Regions from separate parts of the Homo sapiens genome. Here region 2 is linked to region 1. The links are chromatin loops, found by intact Hi-C in ENCODE. Cell type or tissue: CD4-positive, alpha-beta T cell. All regions are shown on one strand.

The links. Hi-C counts contacts between places; a loop is a spot of excess contacts. Peaks named below come from ENCODE experiments on the same cell type or tissue, not always from the same donor. Only the 100,000 strongest peaks of a DNase experiment are listed, where the experiment ranks them.
Region 2: a loop joins it to region 1, with 2.1 times the contacts of the local background. A loop is called at or near these places in 1 of 110 quality-filtered maps.

What each region holds. Positions count from the first base shown.
Region 1 is chr1:222,902,105-222,907,104 of GRCh38, reverse strand. The region is part of intron 1 of DISP1 (dispatched RND transporter family member 1); the gene reads right to left. Among named protein-coding and RNA genes, the nearest start is that of DISP1, 90 kb to the right of the region's middle. In CD4-positive, alpha-beta T cell, no CTCF peak of the experiment used is centred here; no DNase peak of the experiment used is centred here.
Region 2 is chr1:222,770,738-222,775,737 of GRCh38, reverse strand. LOC105372984 (a long non-coding RNA gene) reads left to right here and starts at 2,596. Exons shown (of 4, transcript XR_922641.3): 1 at 2,596-2,668. RefSeq lists a silencer at 2,344-2,393 and enhancers at 2,604-2,653, 3,144-3,243. In CD4-positive, alpha-beta T cell, no CTCF peak of the experiment used is centred here; a DNase peak (open chromatin) is centred at 2,937.

The DNA.
Region 1 (5,000 bases):
CTGCAAATCGATGGCCACTATTTTATTAATCCTTATTTATTTACTCATTCATTCATTCAATAAATATTTATGAAGTACTTGCTATGTGTTAGTCACCATGCTAAGTGGTGTGAAAAAAGACCAAGGTCAAAATCTTCCATGATTAACCTTAAATCAACTCCGAACACCTCATTACTTTGTTACTCAAAGGGGTACTGATCCAGACCCTAAGAGAGGGTTCTTGGGTCTGAGCAAGAAAGAATTAGAGGCGAATCCACAAAGCAAAATGAAAGCAAGTTTATTAAGAAACCAAGTTTATTAAGGAATCAAAGAATGGCTACTCTCATAGGCAGAGGAGCCCAGAGGGCTGCTGGTTGCCCATTTTTATGGTTATTTCTTGATGATAAGTGAAACAAGGGGTGGATTATTCATGCCTCCTCTTTTTAGACCATATAGGGTAACTTCCTGATGTTGCCATGGCATTTGTAAACTGTCATGGCGCTGGTGGGAGTGTAGCAGTGAGGACGACCAGAGGTCACTCTCATCGCCATCTTGGTTTTGGCGAGTTTTCGCCGGCTTCTTTACTGCAACTGTTTTATCAGCAAGGTCTTTATGACCAGTATCTTGTGCGGACCTCCTGTCTTATCCTGTGACTAAGAATGCCTCAACCTCCTGGGAATGCAGCCCAGCAGATGGCAGCGTTTTTTTTACCCAGCCCCTATTTAAGATGGAGTTGCTCTGGTTCAAACGCCTCTGGTAACTTTGTATCCACCTTAGAAGTTAAATTGTTCAAACAAGAAAAAGTTCCCCCAAAGCACATCGAACTCTTTTTTCCAGGAGTGGAAATAAATACGCCATGAATCTGTTTATTTTCTTTCCTGGTCTTCTTATAACTTAGTATCCATTTTAGAGAGCTCTAAAAAGAGCTAAGGGTCTAATAAAGATGCCACTATTTATATGTTGAATACATTTGCAGTATCTTCCTCTCAAGTGGCAGGTTTTTAAAAAAAAGTAACTGCTGGTAATTAAAAGTTGATGCTCGGTAGAAGGAAACTAAAATACTTGAGGGCAGGAAATAAGCCTTCCTTCTTGATATTTCTAGAGTTTACCTAGCAGGTGCTCAAAAGTTAGACGAATAGATGAAACCACCCACTGCTTATTAAACTTTTTAGATAACATATTTTTACAGATTGCACTATAGCAATACATAGTTAATGGTAACATTTTATGCACTCTTGAGTAAATCCTCAAAGACCTATGAGAATATTTTTAAATTTGCTTTTACTCATGCTTAATTTTAAATAATATTTATTCATATTCTAGAACAAGTTTGAATGAAGTCATACAAGTTATCCAAGACTTATAACCCCATGGAATAAATAAAATTTATTAATGATAAAGGAAGCTTTCAGATAGACCCAATTAAGTCAATTTTATAATTTTATTAAAGCTTGACAGAAGAGTCCATGTAAGTGCAATAAAGTTTAATGGAAACTCAGTCTGGTACTAAAAGAGTAGGCATTATATGCAATGAAAGTATAAATTATAAATAAGAAATAGTCTTATAAGAAGTTTGAATTTCCTCGAAATTAGCCAACATATACTTACAATCAAATTTATACGTTCTGTTAAGAAGACAACTACAGTGATGCTATATATTGTTTGTGCAGTCTGCATTTGAAAAATGCAGTTATTCTTTAATTAGCCATTTCTAAGCCAAAGTTAATGGTTGTTTGAAAATGAGGCTCATTACATGATTCTGCAAATGTGCTCTGTAATAACTAACATTACCACACAGCTGTATAAACATATTTACCATGACATATTCTTTTACCACAGGTGTATGTTTTCCATTCCGAGCATTACTAATATGCATCTGAGACTAGTCTGATTTAGAACTAACATTTAAGGGAAGAAATATTTCTTAAATTATTTAACTATTTATAAAATAATATTTTAACTGGAGAACACTTAATACCTCATAATCCATCTTATTTTTAGAGTTTTTATGCTCCAACTTGTTCTTAAATCAGTTTATAATAGTTACTTCTTTCTTATTTTAGATCTATTAATAATAGAATCCTCACCTAAAAAGTCAATAAAACCAGTCCTGAAATAAATGATCCGATTTGTATTTACCAGCATGCATATTTGCAGCATGAGTAGTTTTTATGTCTTTCTGGTAACAAATACAGTTTTTGAAAGTAAAAATATTCCAAAAATATAATCAAATGACTGGAAATTATTAGTTAAAATATGAGGCCAGGGGCAGTGGCTCACGCCTATAATCCCAGCACTTTGTGAGACCGAGGTGGGCAGATCATGAGGTCAGGAGTTCAAGACCAGCCTGGCCAATATGGTGAAACCCCGTCTCTACTAAAAACACAAAAATTGGCCAGGCATAGTGGTGTGTGCCTGTAGTCCCAGTTACTCAGGAGACTGAGGTAGAAGAATTGCTTGAACCTGCCAGGCAGAGGATGCAGTGAGCCGAGACCGCGCTACTATGCTCCAGCCCAGGTGACACAGCAAGACTTCATCTCAAAAAAAAAAATAAAATAAAAAAATAAAAAAAAAGAGTCTCTGAATAAACTAAAGATAAATTACTGCTTCTAAATTTATATAACATATCATATTAAAAGAGAAGCTATCAGAAATAAACTTTAGTCTCTTTTTAACATCATGAATACTAATTAAGGTACTAAATGATACTGAAAACATCTATAAATATGTTTCTATATAAATAATATCTTTGGTATAGCTCAGAACAAAAGGCTTAGTAATGACTTATGATGTAATAGCGAAGACTGAATGACTACTTAAGCACAGAGGTTTAGGAAGCTCACACAAATATATTTTCTACTAATAAGTAATTCAGACAATCTTGGAGATTACGTTTTAATTTTGGAAATGTAAAATACATTAAAAACCTCACATTGGCAGGTACTGGTTTTAAAAGATGTCTAAACCTTTACATAATGGACATGAGAATATTTTTCAGCTTTTGTCCAATAACTTACTAGCTTCATCCTTCCCAATTAGGGAAATGAATAAGAAGACTATTTTTCTTTTCCATAAAAGGAATTTGAATGGCAGGAGTACACAACCCATATGCTAGGTTTTATTTGATCTAAGTAAGGCTGCCACGCAAACACTGAAGCAGATGAAAATAAAAATAAAATGTATTTAAGCACAAATTTGATGTTTATGCACTCTATTGCCTCCTTCTGAGGAAACACCCAAAGATAAGCCTTCTAATGCACAGAAGTAGTTCTCTTCCCTAACCTCTGAGTAAACACCTCAGAACCTGGGAATGGCTTAGGTATCTGATACATATAGAATTTAGACTAGTAATCTTTGGTGTACTTGGAAGGCAATGTCAAATATCTATGATACCATCTAATTTTACATAGTGTAGATTAAGGTCACACTACATCTAAAGTTCTTAAACAGTGATCACAAAGCCAGCTTAAAAAACATGAGCTCTTTAAAGACAGTCTGCAGAACTTTGTTTTCCCTCTCATCACAAAGGGAAAGAAAAAATAAGCAATTGGTTGCATTAAAACAGATATCCCAAGTTATCCAATATCCTAGTAAATATATTTACATATATAAATTTAGTATTTACTTTTTATAATATGTATTTAGACATACCAAAATACCCATTTCTTTTTTTTTTAATTATACTTTAAGTTTTAGGGTACATGTGCACAATGTGCAGGTTAGTTACATATGTATACATATGCCACGTTGGTGTACTGCACCCATTAACTCGTCATTTAGCATTAGGTATATCTCCTAATGCTATCCCTCCCCCCTCCCCCCACCCCACAACAGTCCCCGGAGTGTGATGTTCCCCTTCCTGTGTCCATGTGTTCTCGTTGTTCAATTCCCACCTATGAGTGAGAACATGTGGTGTTTGGTTTTTTGTCCTTGCGATAGTTTGCTGAGAATGATTTCCAGTTTCATCCATGTCCCTATAAAGGACATGAACTCATCATTTTTTATCGCTGCATAGTATTCCATGGTGTATATGTGCCACATTTTCTTAATCCAGTCTATCATTGTTGGACATTTGGGTTGGTTCCAAGTCTTTGCTATTGTGAATAGTGCCGCAACAAACATACGTGTGCGTGTGTCTTTATAGCAGCATGATTTATAGTCCTTTGGGTATATACCCAGTAATGGGATGGCTGGGTCAAATGGTATTTCTAGTTCTAGATCCCTGAGGAATCGCCACACTGACTTCCACAATGGTTGAACTAGTTTACAGTCCCACCAACAGTGTAAAAGTGTTCCTATTTCTCCACATCCTCTCCAGCACCTGTTGTTTCCTGACTTTTTAATGATCGCCATTCTAACTGGTGTGAGATGGTATCTTATCGTGGTTTTGATTTACATTTCTCTCATGGCCAGTGATGATGAGCATTTTTTCATGTGTTTTTTGGCTGCATAAATGTCTTCTTTTGAGAAGTGTCTGTTCATATCCTTTGCCCACTTTTTTATGGGGTTGTTTTTTTCTTGTAAATTTGTTTGAGTTCATTGTAGATTCTGGATATTAGCCCTTTGTCAGATGAGTAGGTTGCGAAAATTTTCTCCCATTTTGTAGGTTGCCTGTTCACTCTGATGGTAGTTTCTTTTGCTGTGCAGAAGCTGTTTAGTTTAATTAGATCCCATTTGTCAATGTTGGCTTTTGTTGCCATTGCTTTTGGTGTTTTAGACATGAAGTCCTTGCCCATGCCTATGTCCTGAATGGTATTACCTAGGTTTTCTTCTAGGGTTCAGAATCTCTGCGACACATTCAAAGCAGTGTGTAGAGGGAAATTTACAGCACTAAATGCCCACAAGAGAAAGCAGGAAAGATCCAAAATTGACACCCTAACATCACAATTAAAAGAACTAGAAAAGCAAGAGCAAACACATTCAAAAGCTAGCAGAAGGCAAGAAGTAACTAAAATCAGAGCAGAACTGAAGGAAATAGAGACACAAAAAACCCTTCAAAAAATTAATGAATCCAGGAGCTG
Region 2 (5,000 bases), 130 kb after region 1:
GTATCCTCTTCATACATAGTAAAATAACTGATGTGCTTCTTTTCATCACTTCCATCTTTATTTTTATTAGGTACTTTGATTTGTGGTTTTTCTTTTCCCTTTTCATTGTTTTTGGTGGTGTAACAAAATTCCTATATAATTCTTGTGGGGTTTTTTTGTTTTTGTTTTGTTTAAGTTTTGGTTTTTTGGGAGACAGGGTCTCACTCTGTCATTCAGGCTGGAGTGCGGTGGCACAATCATGGCTCACCGCAGCCTCAACCTCCTGGGCTCAAGCGATCCTCCCACCTCAGCCTCCCGAGTAGCTGGGACTGTAGGCATGTACTACCACGCCTGGCTAATTTTTGTATTTTTTGTAGAGACTGGGTTTTTCCATGTTGCCCAGGCTGGTCTCAAAATCCTGGGCTCAAGCAATCTGCTCGCCTTGGCCACCCAAAGTACTGGGATTACAGGCATGAGCCACCACATCCAGCCTTTTCACCTTGTTAATTGGAAAGTTTTACCATATTTTCCCATTTCTGATAGCTATCTTCTCTTCTCTGACATTTATAATCAAATATATTTCTTGACTATTTCATCAAAAAAGATGCCACCTGTCCCCACCCAGGTGCTCTACTTACCACTGGTCTCCCTCCCTAAGAATATGAAACCCTTAGAATGTTATGCCCATTGTCCATATCTGTTCCCCTGCCCCCAAAAAAGATGAGACCCAAGAGTTGGTTTACTTCCCTTCTTTCTCTTTCCTCTATCCCTAGGTTTTGCTGAGATAATCTGGTACGTGTAATTTTAACTTTGTAGTAAATTTTCTCTTGCAGAAAATATTTTCTATTTCAAAAATTCGAATTCTGCCTATATAATCCCACTCTATCATTATCTATTTAAATTTTAGTACATATTGCAAGGCTCATTTCTCATCATTGTTTTCATCTCTTTTCTTCTTCTCTCTTGAAATCTCTGTTTTGATTTTTTTCTTATTTGGCTGGCGTTCTTTCTCAAATATTTTCTTCAGATGAGATACATGGGTGGTTTATTATCTAATAACTTTCATTCCCCTGTCAGGTGGTATCTTTGAAGCAGTAATGATGTTTAAATACTAAACCAGAGACTGGCCAGTCAATAAGAAAGGTGTGCCAGGCATTAACTCCTTAGTTGCTGAATCCTGTAGAACAGGGTAGGAGTAGAAAGGGCTGGTGGGGAGATGATCAGGGACAAAGCTATTTCATAGACAGTGTGAAAATATTTTAATTTTTTTTTTTTTGAGATGGAATCTCGCTCTGTCACCCAGGTTGGAGTGTAGTGGCGTGATCTTGGCTCACTGCAACCTCTGCCTCCTGAGTTCAAGCAATTCTTCTGCCTCAGCCTCCCAAGTAGCTGTGACTACAGGTGCATGCCACCACACCTGGCTAATTTATTTATTTTTAGTAGAGACAGGGTTTCGCCATGTTGGCCAGGCTGGTCTGGAACTCCTGGCCTCAGGTGATCCGCCTGCCTCGGCCTCCCAAAGTGCTGGGATTACAGGCGTGAGCCATCACAAATGGTCAATATTTTAATATTTTAACAATAGGTGTGGCAAAACCACTGAGTTCTAGCTATGTAGTAGTCCTGGGTATCAGTTCTCTTTTTTTCCCAGGAAACTGGATGTTATTTTATTATTTTCTAGTTTCTAGTGCAACAGATGAAAATCCAATGACAATCTAATTTCTTTTTATTTGTAAATAATGTTTATATTTGATGTCTTGTAAGTCATTTATTTAACCAGTATATGTCTAGGTACACATCTTTTTTATCATAAATTCTATGTAATACTTATTGAACTCTTGAAATTTGCAGCCTCAAGTGTTTCTTTAGGTCAGGGAAATTTTCCTCTGTTGTTTAATTGTTGTCTTTTTCCCATCTATCCCTTTACCCACTCTTTTTTGTACTCCTATTTTTATTAATAGACTTTATTTTTAGAGCGGTTTTATGTGCACTGCAAAACTGAGTTGTAAGGTACAAAAATTTCCCATAGACCTCCTGCCCCAACAGGTGCACAACCTCCCCCATCGTGCACCCCTACAGAGTGGGGCATTTGTTGTAATCAATGAGACTACATGGTCACATCATTATCACCCAAAGTCCATATTCTAGGACACACTCTTGGTGTACTTTCTTTGGGTTTAGACAAGTGTATAGTGACATGTATCTACCATTATAGTATCATACAGGGTAGTTTTCCCATCCTAAAAATGCTATATGTTCCCCTATTTATCCATCTTTCCCACTACTATTTTTCACATGTAAGATCTTTTGGATTTGTCATTCCAATCTTTTATTTTTATTATTTTATTTTCTTCTACTTTTTTGAGACAGAGTCTTGTTCTGTTGCACAGGCTGGAGTGTAGTGGTACAATCTCAGCTCACTGCAACCTCCGCCTCCTGGGTTCAAGCAATTCTCATAACAGCCTTCCAAGAAGCTGGGATGACAGCTGTGAGCCACCACGCTCAACTAATTTGTGTATTTTTAGTAGAGACGGGGTTTTGCCATGTGGCCAGGCTGGTCTCAAACTTCCGGCCTCAGGCAATCCATCTGTTTTTGTTTTCTGTACCACATTTCCTTCTCTATATTTTTTGCCCTGGGCTTTGAGATACTGCTTCAACTTGAGCTTTTGGGGAACTAATTAGTGTTTCAACAGTGAGTATCTTTTCCCTTCAATTTATCTACTAAATTTTGAATATAAGAGTTCTTCTTTTTAGTTCTAGAAAGTCCTTTGCTGTAATTTTTTGTTCAAGTTCTATTTCCTAGAAGTTGCCTGTTCTGTGTATTCTGCTTGTTGTTTCTATCTGGCTGTTAGTCTTCCTGAGTGCAGCGTTATATAATTTTGCCTTCACATGGCTTTATGCACCCTTGGGACTCAGATCTACTTCCTTAGTGTGCTTTCAGCAGCAGCCATTCAGTGAGCAATAAGAAGACACATACACGGCTGGGTGCGCTGGCTCATGCCTGCAATCGCAGCGCTTTAAGAGGCCAAGGCAGGTGGATCACTTGAGGTCAGGAGTTCGAGACCAGCCTGGCCAACATGGTGAAACCCCCGTCTTAATATAGAAAAATTAGCCAGGTGTGGTGATGTGTGCCTGTAATCCCAGCTACTCAGAAGGCTGAGGCAGGAGAATCTCTTCAGCCCAGGAGGCGGAGACTGCAGTGAGCCGAGATTGCACCACTGCACTCCAGCCTGGGCAACAGAACGAGACTCTGAATTAATTTAAAAAAAGAAAAAAAAAAAGAAGGAAAGAAAGAAAAGAGAGAGAGAGAGAAGAAGACACATACAGCTGGCAAGTTGTCAGTTGCTTGTGAAGAAACCCTTTAACTTCCAGTCTCCTCAGCTATAGAGTGTGCTCTGCCAGCCTCAGGAGTAGGAAGGACCCAGCCTGCTTCTCCAGTTCGCTCCATGGTCCCCACCTAGGGGCCAGGGAAACCAGATGATCCTCGCTCACCGCCCCCCCCCGCCCCCCGCCCCCCACACAACACTTACACAGGCTGTGGCTCCCCTTCCTCTAAGAAAACCCATAATTCACACACTCTAATCTCTGCCCCAGAGCTTTGCTGTAGATCTTCAACATCTGGTAGGATCCAGAGGGGAATAAAGTTCTTTCAAGACTTTCTATGCCCCTGCTGTGGCAGAGCCCCAGGCCTTGTTCATATCCTCCAAAATGTACTTGCCTGCTGCCCTCTCAGATCATCCACTCAGGACAGGTGGTTGGTAGCTGGAGTGGAGCAGAAGGAGGGTATCAGGGCCTTACATTCAGTCTCCTGCACTCCTGTAAAAAATATTTAAATGTTTGTTTTCTTGGTTGCTGTTTAAAATTATATTATTTTTCAACAATGTAATACATGCAGTTTTTTTAAATAGTAAGAGAACCAAAAAGACATAATCAATTCCTAGCCATATACCCATATGGCAGCCAAAAAGATGTGCTGCTCCTAAATCCTTTTAAGAGAGATGCTGCCACGGGGAATGCAACCAACTGACAGCCTTCAGCTGTGGGTGACTCTAGGCTCTGCCTCGGCTTTCTTTTTTTTTGTTCTTTTCTTTTCTTTTTTTGAAACAGGGTTTCACTCTTGTCACCCAGGCTGGAGTCAGTGGCATGATCTTGGCTCACTGCAACATGATCTTGGTCAAGAGAACTGTCACTTTTTGCCAAAAAGGGACTCTTCCATGGGCAATCTTTGTTCTATAGCTTGAACCTCCCAGGTTCAAGGAATTTTCCTGCCTCAGCCTCCTGAGTAGCTGGGACTACAGGCACTGGCCACTACACCCACCACCATGCCCACCACCACAAAAATTGGCTAAATTTTGTGGGTTTTCTTTTTTTGAGACAGAGGCTTGCTCAGTCTCCCAGGCTGGAGTACAGTGGTATGATCTTGGCTCACTGCAATCTCCGCCTCCCAGGTTGAAGCGATTCTCCTGCCTCAGCTTCCTGAGTACCTGGGATTACAGGTGCCCGCCACCAAGCCCGGCTAATTTTTGTATTTTTACTAGAGACAGGGTTTCACCATGTTGGTCAGGCTGGTCTCAAACTCCTGACCTCAGGAGATCCACCCACCTCGGCCTTCCAAAATGCTGGGATTACTGGCGTGAGCCACTGCACCCGGCCCATTTTTTTGTGTTTTTAGCAGAGACAGGGTTTTGCCATGTTGGCCAGGCTGGTTGCGAACTCTTGACCTCAAGCCATCTGTCCACCTTGGCCTCTCAAAGTGCTGGGATTACAGGTGTGAGCCACCGTGCCCGGCCTGCCCGAGCTTTCAAGCTGAGGCTACGAGCTTCCTGGGCAGTCCCCAGCCAAAAACTGGTCAAGAGAACTGTCACTTTTTGCCAAAAAGGGACTCTTCCATGGGCAATCTTTGTTCTAGAGCTTCTCATTGGGCTGGCTAAGACTTTCTTAGAACTGCACTGCAGAAATATCTGAGGCTCTTCCTACTCAATCTCTTTCCTAGCTCCTCTCCTTTCACAAGTGAGACCAGCACC